Linked DNA regions of Mus musculus: region 2 is linked to region 1. The links are chromatin loops, found by intact Hi-C in ENCODE. Cell type or tissue: gastrocnemius. All regions are shown on one strand.

Region 1 (8,000 bases):
ATGTCCTGTAGGTGATCACTAAGACTGCGAGAAAGCACTTGTCCTCTGTGGCTATGGAACTCTGGCAGGGGTAGGGAGTGGTTGTCTGTTTTGAAGGTTACTGAGTAGGACTCCATTTTTAGTCTGCTATTTATAACATTTAATTATTTGAGGGGAACTTGATACTTGAGACTGCAGCTATTAGGGCCTGGACTGTTGGAGAAAACGGTTTTCTTCCTAGCCTACTTGATCCAGTGTGAATACTCTGAGCAGTTGGCTTCTGTGCATAAAACAAACCTCACTGCCAATGCGTGATGAGCAGTGGTGTTTTCACTTGTGAAGCTCCTCACCATTTCCATTTCCAAGGCATGAACAGAGGGATGGACTCTTCCAGATGCTATGGCTTAGGGTTGTCTGAGCACAAGCAGCACACGGCTAGTTCTGCATCTGCAGAGTTTGCTTTGCAGTCAGGTCTGATAGGTAAGCCCTGCATTTAACATTCTTTTTTCTCTGTTCCCCAGGTTATAGATTCCCAGAAATATTCCAAGTGATGGGGTCTGTGGGCAAGGCAGTGGGCTGTGGTCTCTTGATTCTCTCTTGACTATGTCTGGTGCAATTTTCTTGACATTGATTCAGAAAGCTGACTTCCTTTTGTGCTTTTCTCTTTTACACATCAGAGCACAGGCACCCCAGGGACAACATTTGAACAACCTCTACTGAGCGTCTACAACAAATGCTTTACTTGACAGATATGGTAGAAGAATGAGATCCTTACCCTCTAAAAAGGAAGAGAACCGGATAGGATAGTAGGTATCCACTAGCTACAGAGTAACTAAAGCACAGCCATGCTTTGTTTTAAGTGGTAATTTATTGGTTTCTTGTTGAGGCTACAAACCTCAAAACAAGCCTTAAAACATAGCCAGAAGTCCGAAGTGAATCTTAAAGAGTTAAAAGCCATTTAACTGTGTTCCTCTGAAAGCCCTAGGCAGTATCTATTGCTGTGTCTTCCAGCTTCCAGTGGTTACTACAGAGATTGGAGGAGACTGCAGAGCTCCAACCCCTGCCTCAGTGGTCCTACCTCCTCCTCCTTGTCCTCTGTAAAACTGGCTCTCTTCTGGAATTGGTCGGGACTAACAGTGAGATGGCCTGTTTCTTTTTCTATCAGTGTGACCATACCTAGCATGAAGAAACTTATGGGAGGATGGATATAGTTTGGCTCATTGTTTTATCAAGTAAAGTCCATGGGCATGGAAGGCATAATTCTGGACTCAGAAGTGAGGTATCAAAGGTGAACTGTAATACATTTATGCTGAGTTGTGCATATTTTCTGGGAAATTGGCTCTTGTGGAAATATGGCAGAATGTGTCTACAGCTGCCTGTGTTACTGGGTTCAAAACAGATACAGTGAGGTCAGCCCTGCTTTACAATGCCGATGGATTTTGTCTGGCATCATCAGAAAATAACAAAATGAAACAAAGCACAGCAGCAACACCACCACCAGCAGCAGCAGCAACAGCAGCAGCAACAGCAACAACAACAACAACAACAACAACAACAACAACAACAACAACAACAACAACAAAACTGTCAACTGAATACATTTTGCAGAAATTTGAGGCTAAGTCATTATAGGCACATTTTATCCTAATTTTAAACAATTTGAAAAAGTTCCAACTGTGTTCAACACTTCTCTAACTTCCCTAACAGTACAATACTAAACAGTAATTAATATTTTCAAAATTAAGGGTTGTGTATATGTTGTGGGTTGTAAGACAATCCAAACAAAGAGGCTAAAAGAATGCAGATAAGGAAAGGTCCCTGACAGTTATGTTACCATTGGCCCCCTTTCTTTCCGCCTATTTTCATTTAATGCTTACTCTGAGCTAGGAGTTAAGGGGTGCACAGAGATGAAAACTTATTTTCTTACTTGACCTATTATTGGGTGTCTTACAGTCACTAGATTGTTCTATCCCATGGTTTGGAGTCTGGGAAGACTAAGATTGGGTCCAGTAGTAGACGGTGGAATCTGCTGAAGGTGCAACTTGCTTAGGGGACTATGAAGGATGAATGCATGACAAAAAATGATAAATCTTGAGAAATAAACTGAGCAAAGCAGTAGATTCCTGTCATCTAGGGATAAATACCATGGTGGTTCCAAGATTCAAACAAGAAGCTGCCCTGGGCACTGTAATCATTGGCTGAACTTTGTTTTAAAGTCCCGATGAAGCACCTAAAAGCAAGCCGTCTCCATGGGGCCTGAGTACCAGTGACTCAAGATTCATCAAAAGCAAGAACATGGAACGACATTCACAATTTTCCATCTTGTGTATTCTCTTCCATTTCCAAACTGTTATGCAGCATTCTCTTAAAAACCTGTGCATCGGAGAGACAAGGAAATGTCAAGAAAATTACACCAGACATAGTCAAGACCATTAATACAGGGGAAGGACTGAGTTATCTGAAGTGAAAGGTTGGGAGGGTTGTAAGCTGAAGTAAGCAGTGGAAAGCATTGGAGGACTAGCTGGGTCTTGGTCTCTGGGTGTGTTGAAAGAAACCTTTAACAGACTTCTCCCTTTGCTGAAAATTGAGAGAGGAGCCACTTTCTCCTAGGATTACAGTGCTTCAGCGTACCAAGGAAGACATTTTTGGGTTGCAAATATGACCAAAGGTTAGTGTGTGTGTGTGTGGGGGGGGGGGAGAGTTGGATGCCAGTATGTCAGAGAGAAGGTGAGAGTACATGCATGCTGTGAGAAGAGAGGGCAAAGGCCCAGATACAGAAGGAAGTCTCTATGAGTACAGTTATGTATGTGGTGTGTGTGTGTGTGTGTGTGTGTGTGTGTGTGTGTGTGTGTGTGTGTGTTCATGGTCAGGGGCTAACCGTACTACTTTCCTTCGATCTCCAGAAGGCAAAGGTTTCAGTCCCTAACTCATCATTTTTCACAAGGTGGCAGCTTTAAAGAGGATATGCACTGCCTCATTAGAGGGAACTGATTGAGACCCTCACTGTGACAGAAGCTCAGGCTGGGATAGTGTGATTCTATAATTTTCTGGTCCTGTCAGCTTCCTAGAAATGATACTGTCAGGGCCTTCTGCACCCATCCTTTAGGAAAACAAGTGTATTTTCAGCTGAAAGAGGATTGTGCTGTATTTAACCAGAGACTAGCCAAAACATAGAACCCTCCTTCCAGATCGGACCATCAAAGGCCAGCCCAGTTTGCAGCACAGAGGAGTGAAAAGCTCAGTTGGTATTGGTTGGTATTTCAGTTTACTTTGCCAAGGGCACCGGGTATGCAGACCTGAAAATCCAGGCTCCTGGAGAAGCAGAAGTTATTTTATTTTCTAAAGGCCTTGATATTTCCCAAACGAACTTTAAAAGGGCCAAGTACTTCCACCTGAAGCTTCTTCATAAGGTGGTGAGATTTTAGAGAAAACAAAGGCCTGGGAATGGGGTGGAGGTCCCCAAAGGGCTGAATTTAACAGCTCTTTGCCCTGATTTCCTGAACTTGAGGATTTTGTGACCTCCGGTACAGGCTTTCTTCCCTCTTCTCCAGTTCTCCGAAGTGCATCTAGCTAGTTAGTCATATGTCTTGCTCTCGAAATTTCTGCATCCAATTCTTCCAAGAACTGAATGTCGCTCATTTTGGTCAGCAGGCTGCCTCTCCTGAACTAGTCTGACTTGCAGAGATGGAGGGGAGGGGACAGCCTATAGTCACTTGGTGGCGCGCGCGAGCCTCTCAACGCCCTGGCGGCACCTGCTCTTGACTCCAGCCCCACCCGCATCCCTGTGCTCTGGGAACCGCGCTCCCAATCGTCCCTAGCAGCAGAGCACCAGGAGCTCAGGGTCCGGTTGGGCAGCTGAGTGCCATTCGGGTTTGGCCTTTGCAGAAGGTGTTGCGGAATGCGGGCGCCCCGGGAGCCAGCTTCCTCCCTGCTGCTGCTCCCCAATCCCCGCCCATCCTTTTCTGGGCTCTGAAAACCCAAGGCTTCCCAGAACAGTTTAGGATCAGCCATAGGACTACAGCTAGCCAGCTGCGCGGAGCTTTCTGGGAAGGACAGCAGCTCGCCCTAGGGTAGCAGCGGAGCCTCGGGGTTTAGCAAGCGAGAGGGAAGGGCGTGTGCATCGTGTGCCTGTGTGTGTGTGTGTGTGTGTGTGTGTGTGTGTGTGTGTGTGTGTCAGACCGTGAGGGATGGCTGTCTGGATCTGAGCGAAGGAGAGGGCAGGGGATTGAGACAGATCTCTCTTGGTGTCCCCGCCCGCTCCTGCTCCCCGGCGCCCTTCACCATGGAATTGCGCCGAGTTGGGACGGACCTATGCAGCCACCAGGAACTGGCTGTCGGGCCCCGAGATTCGGCAGGTACTCGCGCTTGGATGGCGAGGTAGGATGGCCACGCAGCGCGATTCCTGCCGTCCCCACGCAGCGGTCCCCCGGAGGTACCTCTGACTCTGGAAGCGTACAGGGGTGTGGGAGGAGGCCACCCAGCCGCGCCTGCACCTTCGCCAGTCGTTTCGCCTCTACCCACTCGCACCTGCCGCTGCGCGGATACCATGTCTAAGGCGGCTGGAGGCTCAGCGCCAGCGGCGGAAAGTTGTCCCTCGGCTCCGGCCGGTGCGTCGACACCCACGGGCGTGGATGATCTATCTAAAGTGACGGACGAAGAGCTGCTGCAGTGGAGCAAGGAGGAGCTGATCCGCAGCCTGCGGCGAGCCGAAGCCGAGAAGGTGAGCGCGATGCTGGACCACAGCAACCTCATTCGCGAGGTCAACCGCCGCCTGCAGCTGCATCTCGGCGAGATCCGAGGGCTCAAGGTGAGTATTGGGCCTGGCAAGAAGGCTGGGCTGGGCGTGGCAGGGATCTGGGAATCGCGGTGGGAGGAGGGTGGGAGAGCCAAACTTTCGTACCTCCATCAACAGGTGAGCTTCTCCCTTCTCCCAGGAGCACCCCTTGTCCCCATCTCCAGACCTTAAAGTTTTCCAAACTTTGGAGGCCCTTTCTTTTCTTCTTACGGGGACTTGGCATCTGGCTTTCTTTGATGCTTCTGAGACTAAGGGATTAGGAACCAAGGATGTCAGAAGTCAGAGAAGGGCACGGTGAGCACAGGGGATATTTAAAGTCCCAAGGAACAAAGACGCTTCAGGAATTAGGTTACAGTACACCAAGGGAGAAGACTAGAGAGCTTGCCAGCCCAGTGCCTCTTCACCTTTAGGGGTCGGGTGTAGCTGCTCCTGCACCACCACTAGCTTTCTGGTGAGCAGAGGGCAAAGAAAGGACACAACTGCTAAGAACAGGAGAGAAGCCTCGGGTACCACCCGAGGAGCCAGTGTGAGTATGACTCGGTACTGGGTGCAGGTAAGCAAGATTTCTGCCTTCAAATCTTCTACTAGCTCTCCTGATTTTCTTCCCTTACTAGCATTGTCATCACCTCAAACTGCTTTACTTACCTGTTCTTTCTTCACTCTGGATTTTACATTAATTTTATTAAGCATGAGGTGGGGGCAAGTGTAGAAGGCGCTGGGTAAGTGTTCTTAGTGATGCTTTGTCTACTCCCAAACCCAGGAACTTTCTTTTCTCCTTGAAGAGCTCCAATGTGCCAGTCAGGCTGCAGCAGACCCATCGGGAACGCCCTGACCTGATGCTGTGCACTGCAAACTTCCTTTGCTCACAGCTAGCCTGGAGCCTTCTGGTATTCCTTCCTGTCATTGTTCTGCTTTTGTTTATAGGAAGGCAGACACAAACGAAATCAACATAGGAACCCCAGGGACCAAATTCCCTCCAAGCACAAAATGTTCCAGTGTCTCTCCTTTCCCCCTTGGATTCTCAGTGAATAGGCACCACTCCTTAATTGCTCCAGCGCTCCAGCTCTGGGATTCTGAGGATTGTGAACGGACAGATGGGCAGATGCTCCAGACTCACCCATGTGTGAGCCCCTGCAGAGATGGCTCTCTCAGGTCCAAACTTGATGTCACACACTGCCTAGAGTGGGTGCAGAAATGACTATTCCCACAGTCAAAATCTTTCACGTTTTAATTTATTACTAATGAGTAATTATTAAGTAGAAGACTTCTTGGGGAAATGAGAGGAAGGGTAGAATAGAAGGAATATGGTCTTGGAAGTAAGTTTGAAGAATTCTCATTTATTAGGGTGGCCTTTTTTGTTGATTAATAAAAGGTGAAAGGTAAAGTCTATTTCTTAAGGTACTGTAAGAAGCTACAACAATGTAGAGAGGTTTGGTGCTGGAAACTTGTAGTTGCTGTCATCAGGAGAAAACATGAAGTAGACCCATGTGCCTCCAGGAGCTGGGTGTCTTGGCAAGGCTGGGCAGTAGGTCTTGCTTGTGTTGCTCCAGGTTAGTGTTCTTCCATGGTTTGAAATGCAATGTGGCTTGCAAGAGTTTTTAATTAATTTCTAAAGATTTCACTCAGATGAAAAACTAATGCTAATAACTTAAGAAATCCTTGGAAGTTCTTTTAGACTATATATGATATGTGCAAGTCTAGGACAGGGCAGGGAGGAACAGCATGAATGCAATATTATCTGGTCATCTCTATAGTAGCCTCATTTGGAAAAATTAACTATCGAGACAGTTAAGAGCAATTTTTCTTCAAGTAGACAGCTTGGAGGTCTGGATTCATGAGCCAATATTACAGGCCCTAGTGGGCTAACTCTTTATCAAGTTCAGAATTGATGGAAATGGTCACTATGATGTTCATGCATGGCTTGGATTCCTGAACCCTGACTAGGGCAAGGAAATAAGGAAATGGCAGCACACAGACACACAGAAAAGCTGGGGTCTGGTGGTATGTGCTTACTCTGATGGACGAGTGGAGCCATAGCACTCCACAAGCTCAGTGTGCTTATTATATATGTTTCAACAGGGAGGCAGGACTATTGCATATAGGTGAACAAGGAGGTGAGGTTGAGGTTGATCTATATATATGAATAAGGAGGAAGGTTTAGCTAATCTCCTATAGTCTGTGAACATCTGCTGATGGGAGAAAGTGGTGATACACTGTCAACTTTGCCATCCTTCTGAGCCTCACATGGGGAAGGCTTTGTTGCTCCTGTGGGACTGTAGTATTAGTATGCTTGACATGTTACCATCATATATCACTCACTCCTTACAGGTCTTATTCTTTTGCAGACTCTGCCCCTTTTTGCTGTAGCCATGGTAGAGTCCAGGCTTGTTGTCCATCCTAAGTGTAGTGTGGTTTGAAGACTCTTCCTCCAAGGCCAGTGTTCTCCCTCCACTTATCAGTTTAGATGGGAGTCTCCCAGGTTTCCATACTGAGCCATGAATGTGCCTGACTAGATGAGTGATAGGAATACTTTGTAATTTTTATTTTAACTGGAAGAAAGTGATTCCATTTGGGGGGCCACTAAGGGCCCAGCACTCTTGAAGACTGTAAATGTTGGGTAATTGGAACCACACCTTTCTGTGACCTGATTTTTAAAATAATATCTAAATATTTGAAGTGACAAGGTTGCAGTGCCAGTGTACAGTTTGGTCAGCTTAGGAAAATGGTTGGCCCATCGTCCCCACTCTATATTATAATATTATATAAACTTTTATGAAGGTTGAATCTTACACAGACACAGTGAGGCCAAAGAGTTAAGAATGCTTTCTCAAGGCCACACAGATGTGAAGTGTTCAGAAACGGCTTATCAAATACTCTTTGACACGTGTGTGGACACAGCCGAGGAGGGAGAAGATGCTGGCTAGAGTGTTGGTTAGAGTGCTGTAAGGATCTAAAAACCGTCTGTGAGTACTGCTGAGCCTGGAAACCTGGTGGGGATTGCTTGGAGGAACTGAGTAGCTACAGATTTGCTGCCCATATTATTACTAATTTCACCACACTCTTTGTATATGTTAGCTTGATGTTGCTGTGATAAAACACCATGGCCATGGCAGAGCAGGACACTGAGAGCTCAGACCCCCAACTGCAAGCACAAAGCAGGTAATAGGGATAACAGGAAATGTTGAGAGAGGTCTTTTGACTCTCAGAGCCCATCTCCAGTGACACA
Region 2 (8,000 bases), 240 kb after region 1:
TTAAATATATTTAACCCAATGTGACATTGCCTCATATTTCCAGTTTTTATTTCCTCTGGAAGAAAACTCATTAGCTTCTGTCATTATGATTTCCAGTATGTCAATCCAAAGACCTACAAAGATTAACTTTCCTTGTCAAAACCTAATAATTCCTCTATGGTTTTAATGTATTTCCAGGTACATGACATTTGCCCTCAATTTTCTGTCATTATTTCAGAGGTAGGACTGTAACATCTATCTCTGTTTTTCTCCTCACCTATATTTATTGTAATCATTTAAACATCTAAAAATAATCATTTTATATAAGATATTCTGCAAAATTTGTCTTATAAAGAATTCCCTTTTTATACAGTAGACTTCCAATTACTTGGACTAGATGGCATGCTATTTCATCTATATCAGAATGTCAGAAAATCAAAAGTAAAAACAACTCTTTGTCAATATTTGAGGCTGTTTTCAGAACAATTTTCTCTTATTTCAGAAAATTGAGTTCTTGATATTCAGAAATCTCTACTCCAACACTAAGCAATTGTTAGCATTAAAAGCAAAAGACCACTGATTTCCAGTTGTGAGATAAAATGAAAATCAAATTGCCATGCCCAAATCTAATACTATGACAATCTTGATAAATGTTCTGCCTTATCTCTCACCCCAGGCTATAAAGGCCTATTTTACAATGTCTAGATCTCATCACATTCATTTTTAATTGACACATTCTCATTCACAATTGTGATACACACTGAAAATGCAGTATGTTTAAATAATAGGAAATGATAATATTGGAATAACTAGAATTTTCGTGATTTCACTCAGGACGATATCCTCCATATCCATCCATTTGCTTAAGAATTTCATGAATTCATTATTTTTAATTACTGAGTAGTACTCCATAGAATTTCCATCTTTTAAAACATTTATCATGCCTATGTACTTGAAATCTTCAAATTTTCTGGCTATTCTGCCATGTCTAATAAATTATTATATACTATGTCAACTCTGTATATTTAATTTTGACTGAACAACCTTGATCAAACTCCCTGGCAACCATTTTCCTTTTTGACCCACATGGTTGTCTGTAGTCTTAGCTTTGTGAGCATCTTGATGCATGCAGCAACCTGTGACCCTATTGCTTTCTTCTATTAAGGGCCTCCTCCCCATTCTTCCTGAGAACAGGCCATGGTTCTTACAGCGTGAGTGAAATCTAATTTGAGATTTCTGTTTATTGAGGTCTCCTTCATGTAATCTCTGAACATGTGTCAAATGGCTAGGATCTATTTGTCTCTCTGTGTCCTCTCACTAGTCTCATTTATCTTAGCTCCTCTAGCCATAATTTGTGTGTCTTTGAGCTACCTCCCCATTAGATCAGGACTTCACTCACCTTAGTATCATCCTTAGCTCTGCATGATATGGAAACTACATGCTAGGTAGACAATCAAAATCCAAATGTTAGCTGTCTAAGTTCTTTATGAATATTTTAACAGGATCTTCTCCTTTCTGAAGTTGAAAACATTCTCTTTTTGCATATGTCACAGTGCCTTTAAAGTAGTAATAAAAAATATTACAGACTGATGACTTACTCCTGTTTTAATATGAGTATCTTGACAGCAGAGTAAGGAAACAAGAAAGGGGGAGAAAAAATGGTTAATGGATGAACCCTATGAAATTTAAAAGATACATCAGTTCAGTGAGAGTTGTTTGGTAGAAACAGTCTCCCTATTGAGGAGAATAGAGAATAATGAAGTCACTAATGACCTCAAAGGTAGAGGACAAGTTCCATTTCAGGCTTCAAGTTCAGGTTTCACTTTTTTTTTTGGAATGGAAAATGGATTTTTTACCTGGGAAGCTCCTTAAGGAGGAGAAAGAATTTATAATTGAGTTAAGGTAACTTCTCAATCTAAATGACACTGCTGCAAGAAGACCAATCCTGTTGCAATTTTTGTTACACTCAGCAAATGTGCTTTTATCCCGCTGATTCTCCGAGTGTTAATGGATTCTCTTTCCTTCTCTGTCAAAGCCATTTTCAGAAGACAAGATAAGTAATGGTCTCTATCACTATGTTTCATTAGGCAATTGTCATTCAGTTGAACTAGGCATTTTGCAGACATTGTGTACATGTTCTTGGCTTATGAGGGACAAGTCAAAAAAGGAGAACTGCCATAGTGTCCTCAGGCATGATTAATGGTTTCAAAAACAGAAAGAAAGAGAGAAAGGAAGGAAGGAAGGAAGGAAGGAAGGAAGGAAGGAAGGAAGGAAGAAAGAAAGAAAGAAAGAAAGAAAGAAAGAAAGGAGGAAAGAAAGAAAGAAAGAAAGAAAGAAAGAAAGAAAGAAAGAAAGAAAGAAAGAAAGAGAAGGAAGGAAGAAAGAGAAGGAAGGAAGGAAGAAATGAAGGAAGAAAGAAAGAAAGGAGGAAAGAAAGAAAGAAAGAAAGAAAGAAAGAAAGAAAGAAAGGGGAGGGGAGGGGAGGGGAAGGGAAGGGAAGGGAAGGAAAGGAAGATTGTTAGCATTGTCATGATCAGCCCAGTCTAGCACATTTTTTTTTTCCAACACTCCAAGATACCTCAATTAATAATATGAAAATAGCAGCTAGCTGTAGTTACAAACTTAATGATAGCTTTGAACATAACCAGTGTTGAAAGGCCAAACTATAAAAATGTATAACTGCTATTAAGGTTGGCATTCCTCTACCAGTCTTTCAACATATTCCTGTCTCCAAATTTTATGGCCCATTTTCGTTCATTTGACATGCTGTTGTTCTCTCTTTTCCTCCATTTCTACTATATATTTCTCTTAAGAACAGCTCCCTCAGGACTCATTCATATCTTAGTAGAAATCTAAATTTCATTATCACCTATTATATAGACAAACACTTGTATAGAATAATTTTGTCTTCAAATCTGAGATTGTGTGTGTACTAGGGGCCAGGTGGAAGTATTTTCTTCCCACTAAACAAGAAGGAACAACATCTTCCAAACACCAGCTATAGTACAAGGCCCCCCTCTCTCCCAGTGAAACACTGCTGGCAATATCAGCCTGTTAGATCCCTCAGACAAAAGACAAACACAGTCTCAGAAAATATACAGACTTAACTACAATGGAAGTAGAACTCCTGGATCTGAACTCCCACTCATTTGAATCACTGAAAATTCCAAATATTGGATGTGCTGTTGAAAGGTATGTAATAATGAAGAAACCTCAGATAACTCCTAGGTCACTACAACTTTCAAAAGACTGGAATAATTTTTGGCCTAATCTGTGAGAGTATTTCAACAGCTTCTCTCTTGCACGCAGTTTGCAAAATGTGAAGAAATGTTGCAAAATGTGCAAAATGTTGTGTAATATAGATTCTTTCACAGCCTGTCACAGAATGTGACATGTCACAAATTACAACTGAGGGTGATTTCTGTCCCCTATGTGGCATCCCTTGCTCTACACTGAAGAGTTTACTGTAATGCCTAAGAAAGGGCATTACAAAGAAGATATTTGTTGACATAGCTCGGCTTAACTGGGTGTTAGCCACATGGTTAATTTGGTTTAATGCTCAGATGAAATGAAGATAAAATTATTCTGAGAGATATAAAAGCATAGGCATGGAACATTTGTCTTCAATATTCTATTACTAGATGGGAATAAATAGCACAGTATTGTGTCAGTCCATATAGTCTACCTCTTTGTCACTCTACACCGGGATTCAGCATCTTCCAATATCATGAAACTCTTCTTTATCACAAGTTGAAGACTCAAAGAGCTTGACTTTAAAGTTGAAAACAGATAACATTTGCAAGTACCTGCATTGTCTCAAATACATGCATGTTCACACATGAAAATAGATGAACACAGAACAATTTTTATATTGTATACATAAGCCACAGTGGTGAAAATACAGATAAAATCCACATCTAAGCAAGACATCTCTGACCTTCTATAAACCTGATAGACACTAATGACCTGAAAGTAGTCAGAATTATCAGGTTTTCACTTACAAATACAGTTTTAACTCAGAGATAATCCTTTATAAATAGTTTTAGAGTCTGAAGTGCTATCTCTAAGGGATACATGTATAGTGCTTTTTAATACACATACATACTAACATTTGAGATTGTAATATAATTATATCATTTCCTCCAAACACTTCCCACAAGATTCACTGTTAAGGTAGCTAGATAAAATCAGCAACAATTGATCTGACTATGTTGAGTCTTTTTTTTTTTTTTTCAGACATAAAAACTGTCTTTCTCTAAGTAGAAAGAGATGGCCTCATTTCCTGGATAAAATAATGTGAACAAAGCACTCAGTGTTTTTCTTTTAGAGAAACTGCTAGGTAATCATATTCATACAAACTTAAGTTTTGTTAACTTGAGATAGGTGAGTGAATGTATTGCTGTCTGCCTTTTCCCCTGAAGCCTTATAATTAACACCACACATAAATAATTGTGGAAAAGACACATATGTTTACCTAATTCAATGTTATCTAAAATCTACATGGTACACGATAATCATTCACATTTACAATGTATCAAGGAAGCTTTATTATAATTTTTCAAAAGTCTTCCACAGCTTCCTCTGTTCCTATGAAGCCTCTAATTTCATGAAGTCAATCTTGATATGTGAATGAAGGCATCAATCCTCCCGTGCTTAAACTTGAGTAGAATTCAACATAAGCTACTTCATTTCAATTACTAGATCAATTTCTTTGATACAATAAAATTGTGAATGTTTATTGGGAACAATACATTGTGGAAGAGGGGGAAGAAAGATTGTAAAAGTCGGGGGAACAGGAAGTTTTTATGAGATTGTTTCCTAGAAATGTCAGAGAAGCTACGTCTAAGAAGCCCCACAAACATGTCTCTCTAAACGTGACCTGAACGAACAGATATGGTAACATGGATGAGAGAAATCTCAGGAGTGCTCTTCTGATGTCCTCTTCTGGCAAGTGGGTGTACATGCAGACAGAGCTTTTGATGGAATGATAAAATAAGATATAATTGCAAAAGTGTAAGAAAATGAATTTGTCATTAAATGGGAAGAGAGGAGCGGAGAATAAATTGCTGCCTGTAATCTGCAATTTAACCCTGTATTTATGCTCTGGAAAAGTCATGGTCTTCCTACATATCTATCTACTTAGCAATCATCTAGCTATCTGTCAATAATTTGTTTGTGTATTGTTATCTATCTGCTTTCTATCTATCGATATGCCTATCCACCATCTGTCGTTCCATTGATCATCTGCCTAATTGTCCTCTATTTTTTAGTTTGATGAAAGTACTATCTAAGTAAAATACATACTATTTGGTTTTATTCGTATTTCCCACTTTGCCATGTTTTGTTGAAGGTTCATTTTTCCTGTACAGCTTTATAAAAATCCTTTTGAATGGTTCATTCATATCATTTAACATATTCATTTCTCCTTTGTATTATCATTAAATTGGTGGCTGGTCTAGAGAATTAATTATTTTAAGTTCAGTATTTAAAATGGATACCTATTATAGGAAGAATGTCTGTTCCAAGTGACTTGTGCTAAATTCCTGTTCTCCACTGAAGTCTTATTTGGAGGTAGGATCTCTCAGTAAGTTAGTAAGGCTAAATGAAGCCTTAAGAATAGGGATCTGATAAACAAGGAGTAGTATTGCTGAAAAAAAAAACTCAGAGAAATTTTTTACATTTTCATTTTCATTTTCATTCTACTCCCCACCTTTCCATGTATCCACAGGAAAGGGCAATTTTCTATAAACTGGGAAAAGAGCCCTTACCATAAATAATGGCTGCCACAGTACTTAGGTTTGTCTTCTAATCTTCTGAATAAGGAAAAAGTAAATTTCTGCTTTTAAAATAATTTTTGTGTGTTTATTATTGTTACAGCATCCCTTGCTTACTCATACCGCATAGGGACTAAGAATAGTGATGCATGCTTTTGACAGAAGCATAATTAGCTTGTTGCTACAATCTTAGTGGCAATATATTCTCCATTGATTGACAATCAGATCCTTTATTTCATTACATTTTAAAATTGTGGTAGTCGACAATGTGCCTTCCTTTGTTATATAAAATGCATTTATAAAAATAAAGTTATTCTCTCCTGTCACATAGAAATACAGAATAAATTTTGCCCACCAAACAGTATTTTGACTGAAACTGTCCCAAATATATATTTAAGCAGCAATTATGTCATTTGGATCTGAGTCTTCTTTATAAGATTCTTTGGTTGGTTTCTTCTTTAGGAATTAAATAATTCAGGGTTATTTTGTAAGTCACCTCCTTAGAACGCACAGTGGGAATTTAGATGAAAATTCTTGGTACCCTTCAAGGAGAAGATTTAGAGAGCAAGCTTTGGTTACTAAGGACTCCTGTTGTGTTCTTGTTAAACTTCTCCCCATGTTTTATAAGTAAAAAGAGAGGAATAAAAAAGAAACAAAAATTTTCACTGAAGCTTTCATGTAAGTGTCAAAACTAGAAAACTATGCTTGACTTTGCCAATTAAAGCCTGTATCTCTATCCAAAACTAAAATTACTACTTATTTGATTTATCATATAATACAAATTAGTAGTGTCAGAAAAGAAATATTATTTAAATTCCATTCATCTATTTTATCTAAAATAAATATAAATGTCAGAATGAATTTCTCACATCCAGAACATGAAGATAATTATATAAAATCATTTATTTAGTGAATAAGTAGATGCAAACCATATAAGGAAAGAGAAAAAAGAGCCCTGGTCTGCGAGACATCAGAGAATCACCATCTGTCAATGCAATGTTCTTGAGTTGCTACCATCTAGAACTGTGTTAACTAAATTTCTGTTGTTTGATATGAAATAAATAATATGGAAATCTGGTGATTAAAAAACCCTCTATTCTAGTCTCCTCGTCGATACTTTCTGTTACCCCTAACTCATCTAGCCTACACTCCGTTATGAAACTGACTGTCTTCATTTCCTCTAAGAATGAATTCAACCACAGTAGGCTCGAAGCCAGCCGGAATCCGGAATGCTTCTGGTGGACACGCACAGCCCAAACCCCGCCCTGCATACGTATAACTAACTACTGTGGACGGTGGCTGGAAAGGGACAATGGTTTCCATGTCAGCGACAAACGCACTTCAGGTAGTTCTTGGACCTGATAGCTTTAAGATTGCGGAGGAGCGAGAAGGTAGCTGAGGGAGCCTGTGCCTCTTGTAGACCAGGAGCCATGCCGCGCCGGGGCCTAGTAGCCGGGCCAGACTTGGATAATTTTCAACGTCGGTATTTCACGCCGTCAGAAGTAGCGGAACACAACCAGCCCGAGGACCTATGGGTGTCTTACCTGGGATTTGTTTACAATCTAACACCGCTTGTCGAGGAATTCAAAGGGGACCTACTGTTGAAACCCATCCTGGAGGTCGCAGGCCAGGACATAAGTCACTGGTTTGATCCACAGACTAGAGACATTCGCAAGCATATAGATCCACTCACTGGTTGCATAAGATACCTTACCCCGCGGGGCCGCTTCGTGCATATCCCGCCGCCACTGCCCCGTTCAGATTGGGCCAATGATTTCGGAGTACCCTGGTGGAAGGGGGCAAATTACCAGGTGGGACGACTGTCTGCTCGGACCCGGAACATCCGTATTATTAACACTCTTGCAACGCAGGAGCACACACTGCAGGTGGGGGCTCAGGAATCAATGTGGGAAATCCTACACCGCTATCTCCCCTATAATGCACATGCTGCCAGCTACACATGGAAATACGATGGGAAGAATTTGAACATGTATCAAACCCTGGAAGAAAACGGGATCCGGGATGAGGAAGAAGAGTTTGACTATCTTAACATGGATGGTAAACTTCACACACCTGCAATACTGCTCTACTTCAATGATGACCTCACAGAGCTCTAGGAAAGGAGATGTGCGTGTAGACTCAAGATGTTGGAGTTTGCCTCTTTCTGTGCCTTGAGGGAAAGAGGTGTGGGTCTGTGGGGCCTGGCCTACACCTCTGTTCCCTTCTGAGAATCAGTCCGTGGTTCTT

Evidence for each region. Hi-C counts contacts between places; a loop is a spot of excess contacts. Peaks named below come from ENCODE experiments on the same cell type or tissue, not always from the same donor. Only the 100,000 strongest peaks of a DNase experiment are listed, where the experiment ranks them.
Region 2: a loop joins it to region 1, with 5 times the contacts of the local background. A loop is called at or near these places in 11 of 42 quality-filtered maps.

What each region holds. Positions count from the first base shown.
Region 1 is chr11:28,580,068-28,588,067 of GRCm38, reverse strand. It overlaps Ccdc85a (coiled-coil domain containing 85A), which reads left to right and starts at 3,744. Exons shown (of 5, transcript NM_181577.5): 1 at 3,744-4,786. The coding sequence starts at 4,526. In gastrocnemius, a CTCF peak has its summit at 3,685; DNase peaks (open chromatin) are centred at 4,002, 4,229, 4,740, 5,818 and 1 more place; H3K4me3 peaks cover 4,570 bases; H3K27ac peaks cover 3,471 bases.
Region 2 is chr11:28,338,998-28,346,997 of GRCm38, reverse strand. It overlaps the pseudogene Gm6685. Among named protein-coding and RNA genes, the nearest start is that of Ccdc85a, 240 kb to the left of the region's middle. In gastrocnemius, a CTCF peak has its summit at 4,931 (motif pointing left); no DNase peak of the experiment used is centred here; H3K4me3 peaks cover 310 bases; H3K27ac peaks cover 254 bases.